3 separate regions of the Homo sapiens genome follow, and all the other regions are linked to region 2. A link is a loop called in an ENCODE intact Hi-C map of the cell type or tissue named here. Cell type or tissue: PC-9. All regions are shown on one strand. Links, peaks and the distances in the headings refer to the core of each region. The heading gives the core; the rest is flanking DNA. Region 1 has its middle 370 kb from the start of IGFBP3. Region 2 overlaps LOC102723446 (a long non-coding RNA gene). Region 3 has its middle 110 kb from the start of IGFBP3.

The links. Hi-C counts contacts between places; a loop is a spot of excess contacts. Peaks named below come from ENCODE experiments on the same cell type or tissue, not always from the same donor. Only the 100,000 strongest peaks of a DNase experiment are listed, where the experiment ranks them.
Region 1: a loop joins it to region 2, with 6 times the contacts of the local background. A loop is called at or near these places in 4 of 110 quality-filtered maps.
Region 3: it touches region 2 in a loop (10-fold over the local background); 3 of 110 quality-filtered maps call a loop at or near these places.

Annotation. Positions count from the first base shown.
Region 1 is chr7:46,287,506-46,295,574 of GRCh38, forward strand. No RefSeq gene overlaps it. Among named protein-coding and RNA genes, the nearest start is that of IGFBP3, 370 kb to the left of the region's middle. RefSeq lists an enhancer at 3,493-3,572. In PC-9, for the core only: no CTCF peak of the experiment used is centred there; DNase peaks (open chromatin) are centred at 3,796 and 4,286; H3K27ac peaks cover 2,328 bases.
Region 2 is chr7:45,974,055-45,982,123 of GRCh38, forward strand. LOC102723446 (a long non-coding RNA gene) reads left to right here. Exons shown (of 4, transcript NR_187744.1): 2 at 4,296-4,414; 3 at 5,855-5,973. It also overlaps the pseudogene RNU7-76P. Among named protein-coding and RNA genes, the nearest start is that of IGFBP3, 57 kb to the left of the region's middle. RefSeq lists an enhancer at 3,573-4,772. In PC-9, for the core only: no CTCF peak of the experiment used is centred there; DNase peaks (open chromatin) are centred at 4,257 and 5,027; H3K4me3 peaks cover 1,111 bases; H3K27ac peaks cover 3,624 bases.
Region 3 is chr7:46,029,854-46,037,922 of GRCh38, forward strand. No RefSeq gene overlaps it. Among named protein-coding and RNA genes, the nearest start is that of IGFBP3, 110 kb to the left of the region's middle. RefSeq lists an enhancer at 3,674-4,173. In PC-9, for the core only: no CTCF peak of the experiment used is centred there; DNase peaks (open chromatin) are centred at 2,718, 3,288 and 5,528; H3K4me3 peaks cover 436 bases; H3K27ac peaks cover 4,950 bases.

The DNA of each region.
Region 1 (8,069 bases), core at 1,781-6,780, 310 kb after region 2:
AAACACTAAGTCTTACTACTTCTATCAAATTGTGTATTTGTGCCTATTAATTAACCTCTCTTCATGTCTTCCACCCTTCTTACCCTCTGGTAACCACCAATCTACTCTCTATCTCCATGAGATCCACTTTTTTAGCGTGGACATATGAATGAAAACATGTGATATTTGCCTTTCTGTGTTTGGCTTCTGAGAACATGTGATATTTGTCTTTCTGTGTTTGGCTTCTGAGAATATGTGATATTTGTCTTTCTGTGTTTGGCTTCTTTTACTTAATATAATGACCTTCAGCTCCATTCATATTGTTGCAAATGACAGAAGTACAATACTGCAAACCTGTAGTCTCAGCTAACTTGGGAGGTTGAGGTGATGATCAGGAGTTGGTGCCCAGGAGTTAGTGTCTAGCCTGGGCAACATAAGGAGATTCTATCTTCTAAAAAAAAATTCACAGAAAGACATGTATCCCATCTCCTGACCCATAATATGGATTTTTAGTGTATGAACTAGTTTCAATGTGTTTGCTCCTCAGGTGGGTGTATGAGTACCTCCCTACTCCAAGCTTTCATCTTCCCACTGTCTGCTTCTTTAAAATGCCACCATCTGAGGGAAGGACTCCATGCAGTTTGCAGCTCCTTACTCATTTAAAACCCAGCTGCAAAAGTCTAAATTAGGAAGGTCAGATCCATAGTCTTTACAAATGGCCTGAAATCATGACGTAGCAAAAATCACTTCTAAATCTTAATAGTGCTCTGTTCCTTTCTGTAACCTCCTTTCTGTGTGCGTGCAAGGCACCACAGGATTAAATGTTTGGATGTTGTTAGAGCAGCAAAATAAAACTAATTATTTCTGCAGTGACATTTTGGCTTGTATGAACATGAACATGAAAAAGCTATCTTTTATGCATTTCTCAACTGAGACATTAGAATCCTTTATATTCAGCGATTTCTGTTTCAACAAAAAGCAAAGGGGCAGGTATAGTGGTGCACGCTTATAATTTCAGAATTTTGGAAGGTCAAGGTGGGAGGATTGCTTGAGACCAGGATTTTGAGACCAACCTGGGCAACATAGTGAGACCCTGTTTCTACAAAAAACAAAGTAAAAATATTAGCTAGGCATGGTGGCACACGCCTGTAGTCCCAGCTACTCAGAAGGTTGAGGTGGGAGGATCGCTTGAGCCCAGGTGGTCAAGGCTGCAGTCAGCCATGGTAGAGCCATTGCACTCCACCCTTGGCAACAGAGCCAGACTCTGTATTAAAAAAAAAAAAAAAAAAGTTGAAATTGCAACATGAGAATGTGAAGGAACAATTTGCTAGTCTTTTTCTTTCTATAGCATGCCTTTTCTCTAAGGTGGTCAGCCAACCAGCCATTGACAGTACTTAAGTGACAGATACCAGCTCAACTCTGCATCGGGCAAGGAACAAGATAGAGGATAGTTCTCACCACCCTTCCAAGTGACAGTGATGACTTAACAACCACCAGTGGAAAAGTCATGTTTAATAATATCTATTTTAGAATTTAGAAAATTGAAGCTCTGAGAGTTTAACTAACTTGCTCCTAGTCATGCAGTAAAAATGACAGAGCTGGGTCATGAACTCACTTAATATGGTCGAAATCTAGTGCCTGAAAAGAGAGCATACCAAAATGATTGAGCTTATTTTCACTCGGCATTTTTTAAAAATGGATTTATATCTGGGTAGTAGAAAGAACTTGTGGAATCAATACACCAAGATTTGAGGCCTTCTGTGGACTATTTGCTGAATGGGGAAATTCATTTCTCTGTTCTGTGCTTTTGCTTTATTATAAAAAGTAATCTTTTTTTTTTTTTTTTTCCAGACACGGTCTGGCACTGTCACCCAGGCTAGAGTGCAGTGGCGCAATCTCAGCTCACTGCAACCTCCACCTCCCAGGTTCAAGCAGTTCTTCTGCCTCAGCTTCCCAAGTAGCTGGGATTACCGGCACCTGCCACCACACCTAACTAATTTTTGTATTTTTAGTACAGATGGGCCATGCTCGCCATGCTGGCCACGGTAGTCTCGAACTCCCAACCTCAGGCGATCTGCCCGCCTCAGCCTCCCAAAGTGCTGGGATTACAGGTGTAAACCACCGCGCCTGGCCAATAATCTTTAAATATACTCCAAACAATATAGCTAGGGGTGTAACTTATGTGTTAGGCAACCAAAGAAGATTTTTTCTTTTTTAACATTTCTGTCTTGTATATGCCAAATTATTTTCAGTAATAGGCATGAAATAATCAGTCATCATTATTATTTTCTAGATTCATCCTTTAATGATGAAATAAGTTTTCAAAAGGATAAATGTCATTTAAAAATCCATTCTTCAAATTCAGTGAAATATTTCATATAGGAACTTACTTTAATATTAAATATAAAAATATTTAATATAGACATTTGTTCTTCCTCAACAAGGAGGTCACACCTCCCAGACTGTGCTCCAGGTTGACAGGGCCAGAGGAAGACTGAGATTGCTTCTCTACCCTGACGGTCACTGTGTCATCATTGCTGATTAGAACGTCCTGCTTGAAACTCAGGAATGTGTTGTACCCCAGGGTTTGGGCACACAGATTGCACTAAAATGGAACCCAAAGGATTTCTATGCCTTACAAATGTATTCTAGAAGTGAGCAGTTGTAGCTGAATCCTCCAGCTATGTAGCTGGGAGCAGTGATTTAGGTCATAGGCCAACAACATCTTTTTGGGGTAAAGGAGCATTTTATCACTGGTGTTGTTTAGAATCTCTGGCAAACACTGGTGATGAAAACCAGGCTGATTTTTATAGGGTTTTATGATTGTCTTTAAGTTTTCTGCAGACAATGTACCCCTCACTGCCTGCACCCAGAATGGGGGGCATGCCCACTGCCCTGCCATTGGTACAACGTTGCACAGAATTCCACTTTTGTATGATTTCATTGTGCTAAATGCCTGTGTTGCTGGAGACCTTTTAGGTCAGCTTTATTGCAACATGCAATCATTATACCTCAGCCCCTGTCTGGGAAGCTTTAGAGAGGAGGGTTCAGGAGTGAGGCTTGGGCTCCTGAGCCCATTGCTTTAAGTGGTGTTGACATGTTTGATAAGGTGTGCACCAGACCCCCTCCTTCTGGGTCAGCAGTAGCCTCCAGTGCTGGCACTAAAGAAGACTTGCAAATGAATATCCCTCTTCACAGAGAAGGGTCCACATTAAATGTGTAACTAGGAGGAAGTAGATCCTTTATTCAGCCCCTAGATCTGAAAGTGCTGCTGACCAGAGGGAAGACCCCTGCCTGCCTTTCTTCCAGTGGTGGTTCAGATTCAACAAGCAGGAACTGAGTGTTGACTTTCTGCACTTATCTGTTAACCAAGGTTTTATAACCTCTAAAGAGGAAGGAACTGGTATTTAGTGAATACCTACCCTGTTGCATGGGGACTATAATTCCCCCTTTTTTAAGAGACTAAGTTGAGGCTTTGGTTTTCAGGGCTACCTGGTTAAGAATAGAAATCTCCCAGATGTCCAGACACCAGGACTGGGTGCCACTGAGATGGCTCAGCTGGGACACACAGTCAGCACACTAAACCCAAAGCTGTCCCTGGAAACGGCCCCACTTGCTTCAGGGCATGGTGCAAAACGTTGATTTAATCTGAGAAGCTGCTCTCTGGCTTTAGGCCAGAGGAGCCACCCACCCAGCCAGAGAGGAGCCTGGCCACCATTACTCAGACCTCTCCTTTCTGGAGAGGGAGTGCACAGCTGGCTCTGTCAGGCGTGGCTCGCAGGCCTGCGGAGTCATTCTGATCCCATTACCTGCATTGCCCACATTACTCCAGAGGCCCCTGATCTCAGCCCACAACTCTGGGCAAATACATGCATCTCACCTGCACAACATCTCTCAAGGAGGCTGTGAAAGGGTTTTTTGTCTCTTGTGTGTTGATGGATGGGTGATGAAACAAGAATACCCAGGGAATGATTGATCATAATTCTTGGTCACCTGAAAGTTGATCTTATTCCTTAGTAGACTGGATTCTACTGGGTAAGGACATCGTGTAGCTCTGTGCCTTGATTTTCTAGAAAAAGAAAGCAAAACAAAACCCAAAACACAAATAAAACAATGATCAAACCGAATTAATGAATTAGTTACTTATTCCTTAAATGTGTCATTTGAGAATCCTGAGCCCATTTTGATCTGGTCTAGGATAAATAGTCATCCCTCTTACCTGTCCATCTACTTAACAAAACTGGCGGGTTACGTGCAGTGTTATTTTTAATGATTCATACTAAAACTTGATGTGTGAGAGCAATATACTAATAGTTTCAGGGAACACTGACTCAGCCACAGTCAAAGCCCTTGGGGTTTGAAATCTAAAAATAAGAAGCATGCTTTAAGAGTAAATTCCTTGATACAAAGAACAAGCTGTTTCTTAGTTCAGCATCTGGGATTACCCAGCCTTTGCTGTAAAGAAACATTCGTTTCCCCAGTAAACAGGGGCTCCCTTGGCCTCTGTCAACAGAACTCTTAACCTGGAGCCCTTGGGACCAGCAAAAACAGGCCATAAACCCCACACTTCACATGACTTTTGCCAATCCATCCCAGAACTGCCAGTTCAGGAAAGGAAGAATGAGGAAGCTGCTGTTTGGTCCCTGGCTTCCTTTTTCCTTTGTATTTGTTACTGTTGTGGTGTTTATTTATAACAGTACCTATTTTATTCCTATTTGAGTTTGAAATTTGGGCTGGAAATCAAAAATTTAAAAGCCTCCATAGTGAATAGATCAAAGATGTACTTTTCATTCCTTCTGATATCTCAATTGCTACAGACAAGAAAACACACATAAAAATACTTCTATTCTGCACAGAAATAGCCTCAAATTTAAGTATTGGAGAAAAAAAAAACAGCCACATGCACTCAGAAGGTTAGATGTGGCCAACTTTACTTACAGATTATGTTCATTTCTAAATGGTTCAGTTATAAAGTTATACTGACAGCGGCTGGGGGTCCTGGAAATTCTCTAACAGCCAACTGTTGGGTCTTGCTTAAGATGCATTTGGGAAAAGGATCTGTTCTCTGGATCCATTTGTCTGTTTCTCACTTTACTTTTCTTTCATTTTCTCTGATGAGGTTTTATATGCTACCTGCAAAAGTCTATTTTAAAAACATAGTATTTTTAATAAAACTGTTTAAAGTAGAAAATTCAAGTGCCATAAAATAATACACTAAAAAAAGTATTTCTTCTCCCGCAACCCCATACCAGGCTCACTGAGGGAGTTCCCCATGATTGTCCTCCCGCTTTCTTTGTACCTTTGCAGACATGAGTGCACAGGCATTTACGTGACAAAGTTTACCACCCCACTTCTTTACACACTTTTTTCATTTACCTTCTTTCCCTTAATCTCTAGGATTTCTTTCCTTTCATCACTTGGAGAACATTTTAATGACTATATTGTGTTTCATGGTTTCAATGAACTCTTTTTAGCCACGATTTATGACCCACTGCTGAACACTGGGAATGTTCTCCAGTCATTTCCTACCACACTGAATTCGATGAATGTGCACACATCTGTACACGTGTGTGAGCACCTATGTGTACGTATGCAGCTCAACTCACTAAAAGTGAAATGATAAAGGGGATGCACGCTTGTTTTCCACATGGCTAGAATTTCATGTTGGATGAAACTGCCAGCACTGCCAAATCAACTGCAAATAGGTGTGCAGTGAACGCTCACAACCAAACGTTTATATCCGAGGTTCCTGTTTCCCAATAACTTCAAAAGAAAAGTCCATTACTAAACATATTGGTGTCTGCAGTCTGAGAGGAGGAGCACAATATTTTGTCCTTGTTTCAGTTGTTTAACTATGAGCCAGGTTAGGTCATCTAGCAGAGCTTCAAGTGGCATTTGGATTTCCTTTTCAGGGAATTGTCTGTTTAATGCACCTTGTCCATTTTTCTGTAGTTTCTTGTCTCCTACCCTTTGAATATCTCTAAAAATATCTGTACACAGACACTCTCTCTTTCTCCCCTTTTTCTGCTACACTGGAAGAAAAAAATGACAGTATGCATTTTATTTTAGGGAATTATACATTTAAGGAAAACATCCTCCTACTCAAATTAAAGTTACAAAAATTACCCATGTTTTCTTTTTTTCTTACTTGTATGGCTTATTGTGTTCTTCTGGTGTAAACAGGCAATCCAACCAGCGTTTATTTTGGTTTAAGGAGTATTGTAAGGATGCAACTTCATTTTCTTCCATATGTATTTCCCATTGCCAGTAATGAAATAATCCATCCTTTCCTTTTGATTTAAAATGTAATATCTATCATATATAATTCCTAATATTAATTTAGTTCCATTTCTGGACTCTATATTTTCTTTCATTGATTTTTGTATTCTCAGAATAAAATTGTTGTATTCTAGATTTGTTTTATTATATGATGAGGCTTGTGCTTGTCTTCCCATTGCTTTTATCTTTTGGATATTTTGTAGACATTCTTTCATCTTAATTTTTCCATATGAACTTTGAATTATCTATTAAAAATGTTCTTTTATTACCATTATTGGTAGCATTTTTATTATTAGATTAAAGATAAATTATATGTTTTTTGAGATTCAATCTTCTCATTAAATAACGTATATGTCTTTTAATTATTCCATTTGTTAATCTTTGTGTTGCTCCATTAGTTTTTAAAGCTCTCTACTTACAGATCTTACATATTTCTTATAAAATTATCCGCAGGTGGGCTTGACTGAGACCAATGTCTGAGACTTGTCCTTCTGAAGAAGTGGATGTCTGCTGCCCACTTGTGAGAATTGCTTGCAGCCAAACGTAAGGCCGTGGGCCCAGTTAGGCACCAGAGGGCTCATCAGCTCATTGTCGCCCACTTTAGTCTGCCGAGATCCCACCCACTTGATCTTGTCGGGAGAGAAGGCTGGTTCTTCCTCAGTCACCAGGGGCCAACGTCACCCTTGCAGAGTATGTGAGCACCAAGGGTCAGCTCCTTTCCCTTAGAGTCCCCACAAGCTTGTCAAACAGCTCTTGTCATTCACCTCTAACTGCTCAGTTGAAGCATTTCGTCACTGTTAAAATTTATGACAAATGGATGGGTGTCTGCCAAACACAACTAGAAACCACAGGAAGATCGGGAGCGAGGGAAGGAGGTGGGAAGCTGTTTAGGACCTCAGGACTTGAGAAGGAGCACAGGGTGGGGGTCCTGTATCCCTCACCCAACAGAGGTGGTCACTCAGACCTGATCTTTGCTGATCCCCACCCTAACAACCAATGGCAGTATAGGCAGGCTGCTCCCTTTCCTGGATTGGATGGGAGACCCTCTGAGAACATGAGGCAATCCTGATAACACCTCAGGGGGACTGACAGGGAGACTGGCCACCAAGGGAGGCGCCCTCCTGCCCTACCAGGCAGTCCTCTGTCCACCTAGAGACACCAGGTGGGAAGGCAGAACAGGAAAGAAGTCCCCAGTCAGACAGCAGCCCAGCCATGAAGCCTCTGTGTCCTCATGGCCCAAGACCCTCCAGACTGCCTAGGCATGAGCTAGGGATGACTGAGGAGTTGAATTCCACCACATGCTGTCCTCCCCAATGGCCAGGCTGGGGAAAAACTTTCTGTCCCTCAGGTGGCACAACAGGAACCAGTGGGAGCCCCAGCAGTACCATATCTAACAAGCAGACCAAAATGACACTGAAAAGCTCTGATGAGTAAACTTCCATTAGAACCACAACCTGCAAAGCAGGTCAGACCTAACAAAGGCAACTACCGGCTAAAGTAATAGATTTAACCAGGTCCTAGAGTTGCCTTTTATAATCGGTAAATGTGTAGGATGCAGCAAACATTACCAGGAATTAATAAAATCATGACTTGAATGAGAAAAGACAATGAAATGATGCCCACACCAAGATTAAAGAGCTGCTGGAATTATCAGATGGAGTTTTAAGGCTGTCATAAAAAATGATATAGCAATTGGCTGGGCACGGTGGCTTACACCTGTAATCCTAACACTTTGGGAGGCCGAAGTAGGTGAATCACGAGGTCAGGAGTTTGAGACCAGCCTAGCCAACATGGTGAAACCCCATCTCTAC
Region 2 (8,069 bases), core at 1,517-6,516:
AGAACCAACTTGATCCCTTGCCCCCTGTGTCCCCTCTGTGGTCATTTGTTAATTGTGCTTTCCTTTCCCAAAGTCAACAGAACAATGCACAAAGCCCCTTTCATTCTGGAGAGCCTATTTATTTGTTTAGATAGAGCTTCAGAGAGTTGGCAGCCCTCACGCAGCTGCCCGCTGCCCATCCCAGGCAGGAAATGGAAACCCCCACACAATCGGCCTGTTGTGTAAAGCACAGTGATGACCATCAGGAGGTGGCTCAGCCTCCCGGGATGGGGGTGTCTGCTTGCTATGCAGCATCTCCAAATGCTCCCTAGTTACTAGAGTCAGTGTGCTCTCCCCCTCCGGGGGTTTCCTTAACAGCCCATGTGCTGACACATGGTTCTCAGCATTTTTCTGCCTCCATGCTACTCACACTAAACCCTCTGGTCAATGTCAGTGTCACCTCTCTGATGGTCAGTGATGCTCCTTTTTTCCGTGGGGGCAGCACCCAAGGAAGGGCTGGGGAAGTTCTCTCCTCCCAGAGTTCCTATTCATAGGGAGTCATGGAGAAGGTCCCAGAATAGAAATATCCTACACCCCCACATACCAGCCACATAGCTCCCCCTGCCTGGGGACTGAGCCCAGCCCACGCCCTCGGTGCTCTTCTCCCTAGGTTTAAATTCAGAGCCCTGTTGCCTGAGTTGACCCTGCTCTCACCTTGAATGCACTGGCAGATTTCCATGGGCTTCCAGCACCTCCTCTGTGCCCACTGGCGCCTGGTTCTGGGAATGACAGCAGGAGTGAAGAGGGGATGAAAACTGTCCCTAAAGAGCCAAGTGATGTTGAGTGCATGGGGAAGGGAACAGCATGATCTGTGGGTACACACAGACCATGGGGGGCTGACGGGGAAGGATATGGCTGGGCTCCTTGGAGGTGCATGAGGCACATGGAGCACAGTGCTCAAAGGCTGAGACAACAACGATGAAACGGGTGCGTTTAACACACTGACAGCTTTTAAAATGTGCCCTGAGGCAGGTGGCTGAGCTTATGTGTGATATTGATCCCTCCAGGGGTAGATGAGGCAGCACCACAGACTGAATGCTCACCCGGCATCAGCATCACGCATCCTAATTCTCGAAGTCATCATTCGAGTGGGGTTGTATCTACTTTTTAAAGATGAGGAAATGTAGTAATGTTTTTGCAGACATGGTAGAGCTAGTGGATGGCAGGAGCCCCTATCTCTGCTCAAGGGTGTCTGTCTTAGTCCATTTAGTGTTGCTATAACAGAATGCCTGAGACTACGTAATTTATAAAGAAAAGAGGGTTTTTTTTTTTTTTGGTTGGGGGATTGCTTTCCAGCAAAACCTGAAAAGCCTGCTAGACAAATTCTAAAAGAGCTCTAACACTTAAGAAAAGAGGTTGATTTGGCTCATGGTTCTGGAGGCTGTGAAGTCCAGGAAGCATGGGGCTGGCTTCTCATGAGGACCTTGTGCTGCACCCTAACATGGCAGAGAAGCAGCAGGGGAAGCAAGTATGTGCAAAAGGCCAGCCATGAGAGGCTTCCTCAACCTGTCACAAACTGCTCTTGTGAGGGTGAGTCAATTCCCGTGAGAACTGACCCAGTCTTGTGAGAATGGCATTAACCCATTCATGAGGGTGAGTTCTCAAGACCCAAACACCTTCTGTTAGGTTCCACCTCCTATCACATGAACTTTTGGGGGACACACTCAAAATGTAGCAGTGTCCTTGTCCTCAGGCACCCCTCAGGTGGGGTGAAGGCTGGGCACAACAAAATTGATGTGAAGACTCATCCCAAATGAATGGGGCACCCTCTTCCCTACAGGAGTGTCCACATAGCAGCTCCAAGCACTCAGCTTCCAGGGCCAGCAAGCTGCACGGGCGGCACCACTGGGCTCCCGAGAGGGCTGGGGGCTGCCAATGACATTTGCACTTCCCTTCAAAGCACCGAGGCACCAAGACTTTGAGGATGATGCCCAGAGGGAGGGTTTGGATGAGGTCCAGGAAGAAAGAAAGCTGAAGCCTCTTTGGGCAGGTGAGGGAGATGGCAGGAGCTTGTGGTTTTAGAGGCTGTGTGAAGTGAGATTGGACACTCAGCTGGGTCAGCCCAGAGGCTGGGTCCTGAGGTTGGTCTCAGGGCAGCTCCGGGAGACTCCACGTGTCCCTTCTGCAGGATGCTTCCCTCTCCTCGAGGCCCATCAGTGTGGAGTGGAGCATCCACCAGGGCCCCCAAGAACTTGGCACTGAGGGCACTGGGAATGTTCAGCAGGGCAGTGCCCAGCCTCAGCATGACAGGCTCGATGGCCCCAGGAGGATGTTCCAGCACCTCCCCTGCCATCCTCACCAGGGCTGGGAGGTGGAGATAGGCACTGGTGCTGCCCATGCAGTGCCCTGGGTTCTACATCTGGATTTCCCAGCAGGATGGGGTTTCAGGAGTCCCCTTAGAGAACCAGCTAATTTAACCTTATTAATCAGATGGGAATCAAAGGTCCTGGGTGGGGAAGTGAAGAGCTGCATGCTACAGACACATGGAGGTGATAGGGGCTCCTCCATCCACCCGGGAAAGGGCTCTGGGTGGGAGCCCTTGCTCTGCCAACCTTGGGAGGGCTTCATCCATCTCCTGGACACTCCCAGGGCCTGAGGAATCCTTGACGTCCCCTCTAGGTGCAACCCATGTCCCTGTGTGCATCCCAGGGGTCATCCTCAAATACTACCGTGGTCTTGGTGTCCAGAATCTTCTTAGCAGGTGGGGCTCTCCTTTCTTCACCAGCCTGTTGGGATCAGCTCAGCCAGTCTGGTTAAAGGACAAGTGGCTCTGAGCTTTATTGTAGAACTTACTTTGTTTTCCTCATAACTTTCTCTTTCCATGTCTGCAGCTGCCATTGTGTGGGGCTCCTTGAGGATGGGGACCCCCTGTTCTCTCAGCTCCACTCCCCAGCATGAGTCATGGTCTCTCTAAAGACCCCCTGGCCTTAAAGCAAACATCACCAGGTGCACTCAGCAAGGCTGGTGTCATCTCTGGATTCTCTTCATAACGCTATGGGAACACAGGAAGATAAAGCTCAAAGTGGAGGGAAATTTTTGGTGGCTTTGGGTGTTGGAAGTGGTGCAGCTCCCCAGGACCCCAGCCCCTCAGCAAAGCCGCCCTCAGATACTGTGTATGGGCTGTAGCAAGTCTGTTGATTTCTCATGGGGTAACGCCCTCCTTGGATGTTACTCTTTGCAGTTTACATAATACTAGACACATATTATTTTCTTTTATCTTCATACAACCCTACATTTTCAGCATTCTGGGAATTAACCACAGGCCCCACTATCTGGTGCCCAGAAAGACATGGGACACCCTTGGAGAGGAGCACTTGGCCTCTTTGCTGTCCTCGGACTTAGTGCAGGGTGGTGGGTGCCGGGTGCGGTGGATGGGGCTGGGCAGCAATGATGGTGCCCTTTACTCTTCTCCATTTACCTCCAAGGTTCTTCATGGTCTATGACTCCAAGGTCTGAAATGATCTCATTTACCCCACATGATAGATGTGGCCCTTCCAGATGAGGAGTTCAACAAGACTACATGGTAGAGCAGCCAGAGAACCCACTGGAAATAAGGCTCAAAATAAGGAGTAACCACAAAATAAGGTGATTTATAAAGGTGCATTAACTTATTTCACTAGAGAGGCAGCATTTTATTGAGTAAAGAGCACTGGGTTTTTAATCTCAGAGTCAACTATACGGTTCTGCTGTCTGTCTAAAGATCTTGGTCAAGAGTGTCTCCTTTCTTCCCTTGTAAAGGGATGAATGGGAATCCCCACCTTAGAATCTCTATGACATTATGAAGCTGGAAGTAAATAAGGGACATAGACAACCTTTCAGAATCAGCAAGGGTTGTCCCAATAGGGTGTTGGCTACAAGAATTATTTCATGAAAGAATATCTCAGGGATCACAGTTGAGCTGAATCTGGATCATTCTTTTGACCTGTACTGAGGAAAAGACAGGGATTTGAGTGCATTTAGGGTGAGCTGGCATTTTTCACTTCTCACCTCTCCATGCAATGATGCTGTCTGCTGGCCCCAAAGGCACTGTATTTGCCATCTCTCACCAGAGCCTTGTCAGAGCCTGCTGCAGCCAGGGGCTGGGCATGCCTAAGAGCCGGGAGCCACTGTTCCCAAGTGGGCATTACAGGGTTAACTTGTGTCTGTGGCCAAGGCACAGAATCAAAGTAGGATGAGTCACCTCTTGTGCATTTCTTACTTCAGCCCTCCTGCCACTTTAGAAGTTTCTGATGTTTAATTTCCTCGTTTCATTCCAGAGACAGAGAATGCTGATTCACTATGCAGTGAAACATGCCTAACGTGTCAACAGCTAAATGCCCGGTGACAGTGTGGTTGTCTGGGCAACAGAAGAAGTCACCCACGCAAACACTTAAAGGTGAGCTGTGAGAGTTAAGCAAGCGGGAGCTTTTCACTGAGTGAACTCACGTCCACACAGGGTGCGTGTTCAGACTCACGGGGCAGCTCCAATTATGGGGAAGGTCGGAGAAATTCCAGGCTCCGAGGAGTCCAAGACAGCATTCCAGCTCATTCCTAATTTTATATTCAGGTTCCTTAAAACAAAAACTTCACTATGAGACATTCAAACCCTTTGCATGTTACAGTCTGCAAAGTTTGAAAAGCATTTCCTTCCTTAGTGTCTCTGAGTTGCCCTAAATACTTTCTTTCAACCAGCAGGATAGGGGACAGTAGGTTTTTGTGACTACTTAAGTCTTGGCAGCAAGAATGGGGCCCCAGAAGGCGCTAGTGTTTCTGGAACAACCGATATCAGGGCAGATGTCTTGTGCTTGGCCCCTTGGTGGGCCACTTGCCTGGAGTTATGGGACAGGGATGAGCATGTTCCTGCCCCTGAGGAGTTCATGGTCAGTAGGGGAGGCTGCATAGACAAAACTCAACCCCTGGACTATGGCTGTGGCCCTGGATGGCCCAGAGGCCCAAGAAAATATTGGGCAAGAGTACCTCTTTTCTTCCTCTGTAAAGGGAGTAATAGGAATTCACACACTACAGTCATTGTGACAGGATGCATGGGTGGGGGTGTGCAGGGGACTTGAAGAGGCCACTGCATCCCAACTTTCTCTTCTGCTGATTATTTCCTTTAAATAACTTCTTGTGGATATTGCTTATGAGCAGATGCCTTGCTAGGTGGGAAGGGGGATGGAAGTGAAAACACATAAATCATCATCTCTGTTTGTGGAACTCGAGGTCAGGTGTGGAGAGGGCTGAGCAGGTGAAACTGAGTCTCCAGGTTGGGGCATGAGCCAGGGGCTGAAAGGGGCTCTCCCTGTACTGGCAGGGAGGATTCTCTTCTTCCCTGCTCTGTGGTTGCATGTGGCCTGCCAACCGTTTCTCTGTCACACCATGATGCAGTCATGGGTTGTCCACCCATTGATCTCAGGCATCTGTGGTCCTCCTCAAGGGAGAACACATGTTGGGTCATCTTCGTCTCTGATCTTTGTCCCTGCTGTCCCTGATCATGCTGGAGGTCAGGAAGGAGCTAGGCTCACAGGTGTGCCCAGGTGTTTGGCAGGGCAAAGGCCTGGGCTGAGACTCTACAATCTTGGGCTTGAGTTTTCCCATCTGTAGGACAGGAGCAGGGCCAGCATCCTAGGTTTGTGGTGAGGACTGGTTGAGGGCCACACCAGGCTCCTGGATGTGGCCGGCTGACCAGGGCTGGGTGTCTCACTGGCTCGCAACAGGGAAGAACAGAAATTGAGAGTAAATCAATGTGAACTTTACAGCAATTAGGCAGAGTAATTTCATATCTGTTGAATCTAACAAAAAATGGGATTTGTGTTTTGTCTTCATTTCATTTTTCTAGGACCATACTTATTTTACAAGAGGAACAGTTTTCAATGGAATGGATATTAAAACACACACCTGGATCCCTTTACCACAGGTGCTTTGAGAGGCACCATCAAGGACAGTGAGCTAACGCAGGTAACTCAGGTAACAGGGCGGTGAGCTAATGCAGGTAACACAGGTGACAGAGTCATGGGCTAATACAGGTAACACAGGGTAGTGAGTTAACTCAAGTAATATAGCTAAGCCAGGTAACCCAGCTTACACAGCCAACACCTGGCAGTGGGCTAACACAGTTAACTCAGGTGCTCACCTCGGGCACATCCCCAAGGCCCCTCGTGAGGTGGTCTGATGGCTGTCTACATGTGCCCCTGGACATCTGTATCCTGATGCAGGGGAGCCTGGCAGGAGAGGGGACCCTCAGACTCTCCCTCAGCCACACAGGGCAGACATCCTCCACGTGGCTTCAGCTGCAGCTGTCAATTGAGTGGTGGGCAAGGCCATGCTCTGGATAGTCTACCTGGTCCTCGGTGAGGCCCAGCCCCACTGACAAGCATTTGGGGTCTGTTTAATTGCTCAGCCTGTCTGCTGCTATTTGTCACATGCTAGTATTGGTGTGGCAGCTTCTTCTCTGAGTTCTAGAGCAGGAAAGTCCTGGAGACGAGGCCACTGCCAATGGGGGACCCTGCAGCCTGGAAGGGAAGGTGCCTGTGTGGTCCAGCCCTAGTGGCAGAAACTTGGGTCTGCTCTGTGTGTTGCGTCTACAAGTGTGTCTGCTTGGCTCCTCACTGACAACAGGAGTCTAAGAGATTCCTAACAACTGACTAAACAACACAGAGTCTGAGCAAACGTTACAGAAATGGGGGAAATTGCAATGAAATTCTGGAAAAGGAAACAGGCACAACTGAGACAACATGGAACCTTGCTTCTGAAGGAAGGGGTGGGGTGCTGTCTGGAAAGTTCTAGAAGACAAAGCACTAGCAAAAGGCAAGAACATATTGTGAATGACTCAGGAGAGGGATTCTGCAATTTTTTTTATCCACTAGGACAATCCTGTACTGAAGAGAGTGGGGCTCTGGGCAAACCCTTCTCTCCCCGGAGTCTCATTATTTTCAGTCTATAGTAGGGCAGTAGTGGGTAAGACGCCGCTAAAGTCCCTTCCAGGACCAGTGCTGGGAGTTTTCTTTGAAGGGACACGGTGGCTGCTCCTTTCCACCCTGATGGCTTCCTCATGCCTCTTCCTTCCTTGCCAACCCACATCATCTCCCTGGGACTTTGCTTGCAGTCAGCTCAGAGGTTGCCTCCATGCCTGCATTCCTACTGTGCTGTAAACACAAAGGATTCTTGCCAGATAGGGTGGAGTGGGGTGGGTCTTACCCCTCCTGAGGGAAGCCTATGAACTCTGACTCAGTGAGTTAAGGAGAAATACTTCTCAGGTGTGGAGAACACATACGCTGCTGTGTTGAAGGTGGTGCCGGGCAACATTTAAGTCTCCTCCAGGAGCCCCGGGAGCAGCCTCTGGGGGATGACCTGCACGTGGTCCAGTAACTTGTGTCAGGTTTGCAGGATGTTAGGGCCTTCAAGTTGATTTAGCTCAAAAATATTCAAACTTCCTTAGCAGCAAAAGTATTCTTTCTCAAACAAGATCTTATATGAAGTCCAAATATATAAAATTTCTATATTAAAGACAGCATTTTGTAAATTTCTTTATAATTTCTCATTGACGATGCTTATTTATTTGTAATTAAGCCAGTCAACAAAAATGTAAAGGACATTTTGGTCAACCTGGATACTTTCAGTTGTTTCAATATTTTCCTATCTTGATCTTCCTCATGTGGTTCCAAAAAATTCCAATTCATAAAGATAAGTAGCAATATAATAATTTCTATAATTTTCTTGAATAGATATGTCCAGTTTTGAATTTCAGGGAAATAAAAGAACCTCCTAATCAGAGACATGCCTGAAAGAATTTGACTCGAACTCAAAATATCTGAGATGATTGATAAGCTAATTACCCAAATCTGACCACTATACATTATATGTGTGGAAGCTTCACTCTGTAGCCCATACATATGTATAATTATTATATGCCAATTAAAAAAAGAAATTTGAAATATGCTTGTGTAAGAGTCATGAAAGAAGTATTTTTTAAAATTGAGGTAAAATTCACATATCATAAAATTCACCATTTTAACCGTTTTGAGGCGTACAATTCAGCGGCTTTTACATTCTCA
Region 3 (8,069 bases), core at 1,328-6,327, 56 kb after region 2:
TCTTTGGTTGTTATAAGTTTTTGACTAGATTCCAGAATTCTGCAGAATTCTGACAGTTTTTGTCAGTTCATTAGTTGCTTTTGTGGAGGAAGGAAGATTGGGGATTTTCTAGTCTGCCATTTTTCAGTGATGTTTAATATATTTTTAACTTCGATTATAGAAAATTAATATAAAACATGCTTTAATGACTATTGTCATCAATGGAATGATATACAATTTCCATTTTTGAAAATGTTTCCAATTCTATATTCTTTACTCATGTATAGACCTTCATGCTAAAATACTCAATGTATGTCCTTCAAGTCATTAAATATGCATTTATATACATATATGAGGATCCTTGAAAATGCATACTTCGCTTTTGTAGCATCAAAAAATTAACACAGATGTTTCTCCCTTTCCCACTGACTGGCTGCAGCATTTAATTCATTAAATATTTCTGACTTTGTGGTAGGGCCTTTGACCTTGCTCCATCATTATTCTTGGTCCTGGAAAACCACATTCATGATGGAACATGTTTTTGTCCACAGCACAATATATATGTATTTTTTCTGGTTCAGAGAAGAGACTGCAGCCTCAGAGATGTTTATGTCTCAGGACTTTCTTGGGAAACTAGGGCTTTTAAACTTTCATCTACATGGTGAGGAAAAGCAAGGGAGTGTGGGGTGGCCACAGACAAATGTGGAAATGCCATTTGGTGTCAGAACATGCAAGTTATCTTAAGGCATGTCAGGGAGATAGGAGTAGCCCTTGCAGCTCTGTGGAGCACAGAGTCTAGCTGGGAGAAGCTTGATGCTGAGGCAAAAGAGGAGCCGATGCCGCTGTGCCACTGAGAGGGGCCAAGAGCAGCCACAACAGAAACAAAGAGCAGGACACAGACTGAGGAACCCTGGGGAGGGTGGCAGAGTCTGCACGATGTTGCCAACAATTAGAGGTTTTCTCCAAGCTCAGAAACACGGTGAACAGAACTGTCAATTAGTGTCAGTACATGTCACAGCTTGAAATCTCCAAAACTTCACTCACCTTGTAAAAACAGGTCAGCCACCAGCATTATTATAGGCACCATTACCATAGGTTGAGAAACTGGAGGCTGGAGGGAATCATTTCAGTTTGACATACTGCTTCTGATGTCCACTGAGCGTCAGGCGCTCCCCTGGAGTCTGGGAATATGATGATGAAAAGACTTGTTTTCTACCCTAAAAGCTGGCTGTAAAGTTCGGAGTCATCTTTAGCTTGAAGTTCTCCCTGTATCTCCTGTAATATTCGCATAGCACAGATGGCCTCCTGTAGCAGATGTAGCAGGAGAAGCCACAGACAAAACTCCTCAGACACCGAGTTAAAGAAGGAAGAGGTGTATTCGGCTGGGAGCATCGGCAAGACTCCTGTCTCAAGAGCCGAGCTCCCCAAGTGAGCAATTCCTGTCCTTTTTAAGGGCTCACAACTCTAAGGGGGTCCGTGCGAAAGGGTTGTGATCAATTGAACAAGCAGGGGGTACGTGACGGGCTGCAGGCACCAGTGGTCAGAGTGAAACAGAACAGACCAGGAAGTTTCACAATGTCTTTCTATACAATGTCTGGAATCTATAGGTAACATCAGTTGCTAGGTCAGGGGTCAAATTTTAACTACCAGGCTTAGGTCAGGCAGGCCCAGGCTGGTTTCTGGTCTAGTTCCTTGGTTTCGGGTCTGGTTCCTAGGCACCGGGCTACCTGCCTTTAGTTTTGCTTCTCTTTCCTTTTCTGAGTATAAAACAATATAAAACAATATGAGAGGGTCTATCTCTCTTCTCTCACTCCGAGTAAAGTCCTAACGTGGGTAATTTGTGTCTTCTTTCTTCTTTCCTTGGTTGGACCATGTAACAACATGCAGACTTAATTTTCTTTGCTAAACATGTATACATTTTTTCTACATATGCTTTATATGAGTTTTCAGTCTCTGAAATAGCTAGCAAAAATTAGGCCATAAAATCAATGAATACGATTTTAAATATATGATTTTCCTTTTGTAAACTGTAATGAGACACAATTAGATAAAAATGTCATTTTGAATTTTAGTCCCTATTGGTACCACTAATTATTATTATTTTGTTAATTTGTATTCAAGTGTAGAAAATAAAGGCATACAGCGACTTGGATCCAGGAAAAAAGATAATGCGATTGGAAGAAAATACACAGGCAATTTAAATCCAGCTGTTCTGAGCTTGAAATCCTTGAGTGTGGGAACAAATGATTTGTAGTCATTGAATTCTCAGATTTCAATTCATTACGGCAGAATTTGAGTGTGAGCTTGAGATGATCAAGGGAAAGTCTATAAGGGGAATTAGGATTACGTCAAAACGTTTGTAATGTTGGACAAAAGCAAGTTCCCAAGGCACAATTTTAGCTTCCTAAGTAAGTCTTTCTCTGAAGGACCTTAATTTAGGTATTTTTTTTTTTTGAAAAGAGTCAATGCTTTTAAAGTTAAGAAAGAAAAATTGTAGTTGTAGTTGGGCAGGATCAATAAGAATGTTAAAAATGGAAAAGTAAGCCAAAGTTAATATCACAATGTGATCAAAGCATAAAAATGTTTAAAGCCTTTTATGTGCTACTTCTGGGTCATCTGAATGCCAGGGCCAAGTCCAACCAATTAGCCAATACCATTGTGTAAACTATTTTTCCCGTTTCCTTTCTATATTTGCAGAGACTTAAAGTATGCTGTTTAACCCGAAACAATGATTCTTAATGGGTGAGGTCACAAGAGCCAGCCTCTTTGGTCGGATCCATTAACTAGAATGGGGTGGGTTTTCCATGATATGCAGGTGTTCGTAACTTGTGCATCTTGAGCACGGGGCCCAGACTGTTGATGACAAAGTATGTAGAGTGTTTTCAGAGATCGGATTTGATAACACTGCTTTGAGTCTGGACAGAAGATAAGGTGCCTTCCTTAAGTGGCTTTTTCAAATGATACAGAAGGAAGTGCATGGAAATGGGATGTGCAAGTTCCAGCTTTTCTACTCGGACCAAAGACTAGCCTGTTACCTTCTATGAACCTTAACTTTCTCACATGCGAAATGGGAGAACTCACTGTCACATGGCTGACCAGGGGCAGGTGCTCCAATGTTCATGCATCAACTCAGTGAGGTGTTGAAGGTGTACTCTGTGCCCTGCGCTCTTCCAGGGAGATAGTGGCAAGCAGGACTGTGGCCCTTTTTTCACCTCACTGAGTTTATGCTCTCACTGAGTGTGAGAAAGCGGAAAACAAACAAACAAAAAAAAACCCAAATAAATACTTAAGATATTTTCAGAGGTGACTCAAGACAAGTCAGACATGTGCCAAACTGGTGGGAAGAGCATTTTAAGTACAGGAAACAGAAACACCAAAGGCCCTGAGGCAGGAATATACTGAGAGTACATTTGGATTAGGTCAGTGGCTCTCATACTTTGCTGCCTTATTATCCCCTGGGGCCTTGCTAAAACTCTGAATCTCCACCCCAAGGTTTAGACTCAGCAGATCAGGGTTAGGGCCCGAGAATCTGCATTCTTCATTGGACTCCCTGGTGCTGCTGGCATTGGCTCCACATGTTGAGAAGCTTGGATTAGAGGAAAACACAGAAGTCTAGTTCGGCTGACTGGGAAGCAGCAGGTGGAGAGTTGGGTAGGGAGATCTGTGAGGGAGGGGCTTGTGCAGGAAGGAGTTTAGGTTTTACTGATTGAAGTGGGAAGCCATTAGAAAGATCGCCCTGGTGCTTTGTGGAGAACAGTTCACAGCAAGAAAGCAGGGAGACAGGTTAGGGGCTCTCGCAGCGATTTAGGCCAGCAGTTAGGGCAGGTTGGGCTAGTAGTAACAGTGGAGGTGGTTGTTTTCAGTTATCCCTTGGAAGTAGAGGTGTCAGGCCTTGCTGATGACAGGATCTGGGATGTGAAGGAGAGAAATGAGCCAAGGACAGCAACCAGATATGAAGCCTGGGCACCCTGCAGCTGGTCAAATGTGTGTAAGGACCATTGACAGTCATGTGGTGGGGCTGGGCCGGGGCTGTCTCCCTTCTCTCCCAAACACGGCTTGTAATAATATCAAGACATTTAAGGTGCGGTGAGGTAAGTCAACCAGGGGCTGGGCACTTTTCCTCTTTAAGACCCCAGCCTGCAGGTGGCCGGACCTTCTGCGAAGCTCCAGTTGACGAGTTAGTTTTTCTCATGTGGTTCAATGACAGGGACTGACAGACACATTGTTTTGACAAAGTCTGCTCTTTTTGCTGTAATATTCCTTCTCCACATCAGAGTTCTGAGGATGGATAGCTCTAATACCCACCCTTGGAGATTACTGGAGATAAATTTATGTGAGACAGTGTAACAGAGGAAAAAGCATGGTGTTTGGAATGCCAAACCTAGGATTGTATCTTTATTCCCTCCTCCAGACTGCAGGCATATTACTTAACTTCTCACTGTCTTCATTTTCTTGTTTGAAAAATAGAGATAATAATGTCAAGTGATTCGCAGCTTTTTGAAGATGAAAGAAGATAAATCACGTGTAGGATTTTTTCATCTAAAGGTCTATGTGAAAATAAGTTGTTTTATTATTATCAATGTTTTCATTAGGATGTTGCAAAAGTACTTGATGAATTGCAAATGACTCTGTAAATGGATGATGTTGCTATGAGTTTACAAAATGTTCATAAATGGATGATGTTGCTATGAGTTTATAAAATTTTCAGCCCAATTCGTGAACTCTTGACTTGGGACTGTTCCTGTGTCTCATAGTTCACACATGCCCCGTCAGACAAATTGTCTGGTAGATTTGAATTTCTGCCATGGGTAATGAGTAGGTTTTGGAGAGTGGAACAAGGCTATCTTGGGTTTCACATTCCTCTGATTTCTCCAGAATATTTCCTGAGGACTGTGAAAGAAGGCAGTTCTAAACGCAAAGAAACTCTGGTATTGAAATGGTTTTGACATTCCAGGGAAAATCCACCAAATTAAGACAAGAACTGTGGTAGAGGGTGTACACATTTTTATTGGTTGAACTGCTATAATTCTGGATACAGTTCATTCAAATCTGCAAATAATTTTAGGATTTCATTTGTAAAAAAATGTAGTAGCATGGGAAACCTCATTGGACTCAAGAAACAAAGGCATCACAAAAATGATGAATTCTCTGTTTATTATGGAGGGATCAAGTCTGGTAATAAATTCAGGTGGACGTGCAAGATAGTCAGTATCTCACATGATGCTCAATGATGCCAGCCTTCACACAGATGCCTTCTTTCTGAAACTGTTGTTTCTCTTTGGTTGGCCCTTTGTAGGGAACTGCCTATCATCATGATAACCACCTCTAACTGAAACTCACCATATGCCGGTGGTGACCACCATGCTGAGCTCTTTCCATACTGTTTGGTTTTTCCCTGTACTATTGGTAATCCTGTCACTAACCCTGTGAATTAGGGACCAGTACAAACCTCATTTTAGAGCTGAGCAAGCAGAGTCTCCAATAAGTTGAAGAATTTGCTAATGAGAGGGTTTGCCTTGGTTTGCCTGACTCAGACCTCTCTGATCCAGGAAGTGGGATCCAGGTGAAAGGCTTATTTTCTTCTTAGTGTGGCACATATGAAATATTAGTCTTTATGTTTCTCTCTTTGGAGCTGGAAACCTGTGAATTACCACATCTTGTAGCTTCATACTCTTGGCCAGGCCCTAGTAGTGCCTGTGGCAGGAGGGGCAGCAGGGAGGGGTTCCTTGCTTAGGGTTCTCCTTGCAGACTATGACTTGGCCCCTTGGGTCCTGATCTCTTCCTCTCTGGCAGTGTTGGCTGTGAATCCATTGGGAAACAAGTATCTGTGGATACGCATGTGTATGTGTAAGTCACATAGAATCTTGGAGTCAGTACCTTTCACTCTTAGAATTGGTGTGTTCATTAAGAGATTTTCTTTTTCTTTTTCTTTTTTCTTTTTTTGAAACAGAGTCTTGCGCTGTCACCCAGGCTAGAGTGCAGTGGCATGATCTCGGCTCACTGCAACCTCTGCCTCCCGGGTTCAAGCGATTCTCTTGCCTCAGCCTCCCGGGTAGCTGCGATTGCAGGTGCCTGCCACTGTGCCTGGCTAATTTTTGTATTTTTAGTAGAGATGGGGTTTCACCATCTTGGCCAGGCTGGTCTCGGACTCCTGACCTTGTGGTCTACCCACCTCAGCCTCCCAAAGTGCTGGGATAACAGGCGTGAGCCATCGTACACAGCCTGAGATTCTCTTCTCATTTCAGTTTCCCTTACTTTCCAGTCCAGTACCCTAAACCTCCTGGGATTGGAGACTCAGGATGTATAAGGTAATCTTTTTTTTATTTTTTTTTTTTAGACAGAGTTTCACTCTTGTTGCCCAGGCTGGAGTGCAATGGCGTGATCTCGGCTCACTGCAACCTCTGCCTCCCAGGTTCAAGTGATTCTCCTGCCTCAGCCTCCCAAGTAGCTGGGATTACAGGAATGTGCCACCACACCCGGGTAATTTTGTATTTTAAGTAGAGACGGGGTTTCTCCATGTTGGTCAGGCTGGTCTCAAACTCCCGACCTCAGGTGATCCACCCTCCTCAGCCTCCCAAAGTGCTGGGATTACAGGCGAGAGCCACCGCACCTGGCCAAGGGAACCCTTTTAAACTGTGAATGACGCTGAATGCTCCTAAGTTCTTTTTATAAGTTTCTGTTCTTGGCAAACTTTCTTTATCTTATGTTTTATTTATTTCCTTGAATATGTTAAATCGACAAAAATCCCCAAAATAAACAAAAACTGTTTATCTTCTCTATTTTAGTTCCGTGAAAAAGTTGGTTCAAATCATTCAGCCTGGCATTACTGGAAATCTCTAACAAGATTTACAGCGGTGCCACCCCAATGAATTCCACCACACTGAATTCATTGTTCATTGAGAGAGATTAGAAAATGAAGATACCATGCCCCTTGGCTTCCCTGCTAAAGGAGACACTGGGAAAGGAGAGGTAAGTCTAGCCTATCATTAGTCTCTTAATTTTCTCATATTGATTTAGTTTGAAGAGTTTACTTAATTTCTTTAAAAATTATGCCCTTTTTGTTAAATTAGTTTAATTTTTAAATTGAAAACTGTATATTAAACATGGAGGAAAAAAAGAACATGTGCACAAAATGGGAAAGCCTCCAAATAACAGCAACCTGCCTGCCTCTGTTAAGCGGTGTTTATAGCCATATCTGTGCCTGTCATCCACACCAGGCTGGGTGATGTTGCTCTTGACACACCCATCCTCTGGGATTGACTCCACTCCTGGGACAGGCTGCAATGAATTGGAGGCAGCAGCAGCAGCACCAACAGGGAACTTGTTAGAAATGCAGGTTCTCCACCTCCCCCTTCACTAGGAATCTGACACTTTGGGGGTGCGACCCAGCAATCTGCACTCTGTCAAACTCGTGAGGTGATGCCCATGCATGCACAACTTGGAGCACATCGTCTGACCTCAGGTAATCACGGTGATCCCAGCTGCATTCATTTCTTGGGGCTGCCAGAACAAACTACCGCAGACGGAACGGCTTCAGAAGAAATATGTATTCTTTCCCAGTTGTGGAGGCCGGAAGTCTGAGATCAAGATGTTGGCAGAACTGGTTTCTTGTGAGACTGAGGGAAGGATCTGTTCCAGGCTTCTCTTCTTGGCTTGTAGATGGCCATCTTATCCCGGTGTCTCTTCTCATTGTCTTCCTTTAAGTGTGCCTGGGTCCAGGTTTTTCCATTTCATAAGGACACGGTCACAATAGATTAGTGCCTACATTCATGATTTTTTTCTTAACTAATTACATCCACAACAATCTATTTCTAAATAAGGTCACACTGGGGGTTAGGACTTCACTGCAACTTTGAGGGGACACATTTCAACCCATAATGCCATCCCATGCCAGTGGGAAGCTTAAGGACCAGGCAAATGCTTAGCAGAGCGTGGCTTTCCCTGAGTCTACGGTTCTTGGCTGGGCAAGTGACTTAGCTACTTAGCTTGCACCTGGCAGGTGTTGACTAAAGGCATGCTCACTTTTCCCTCTGCACGTGAAGGAATAAAAACAATACTGGGAATTCTACAACTTGTTTGGTATGTAGTGG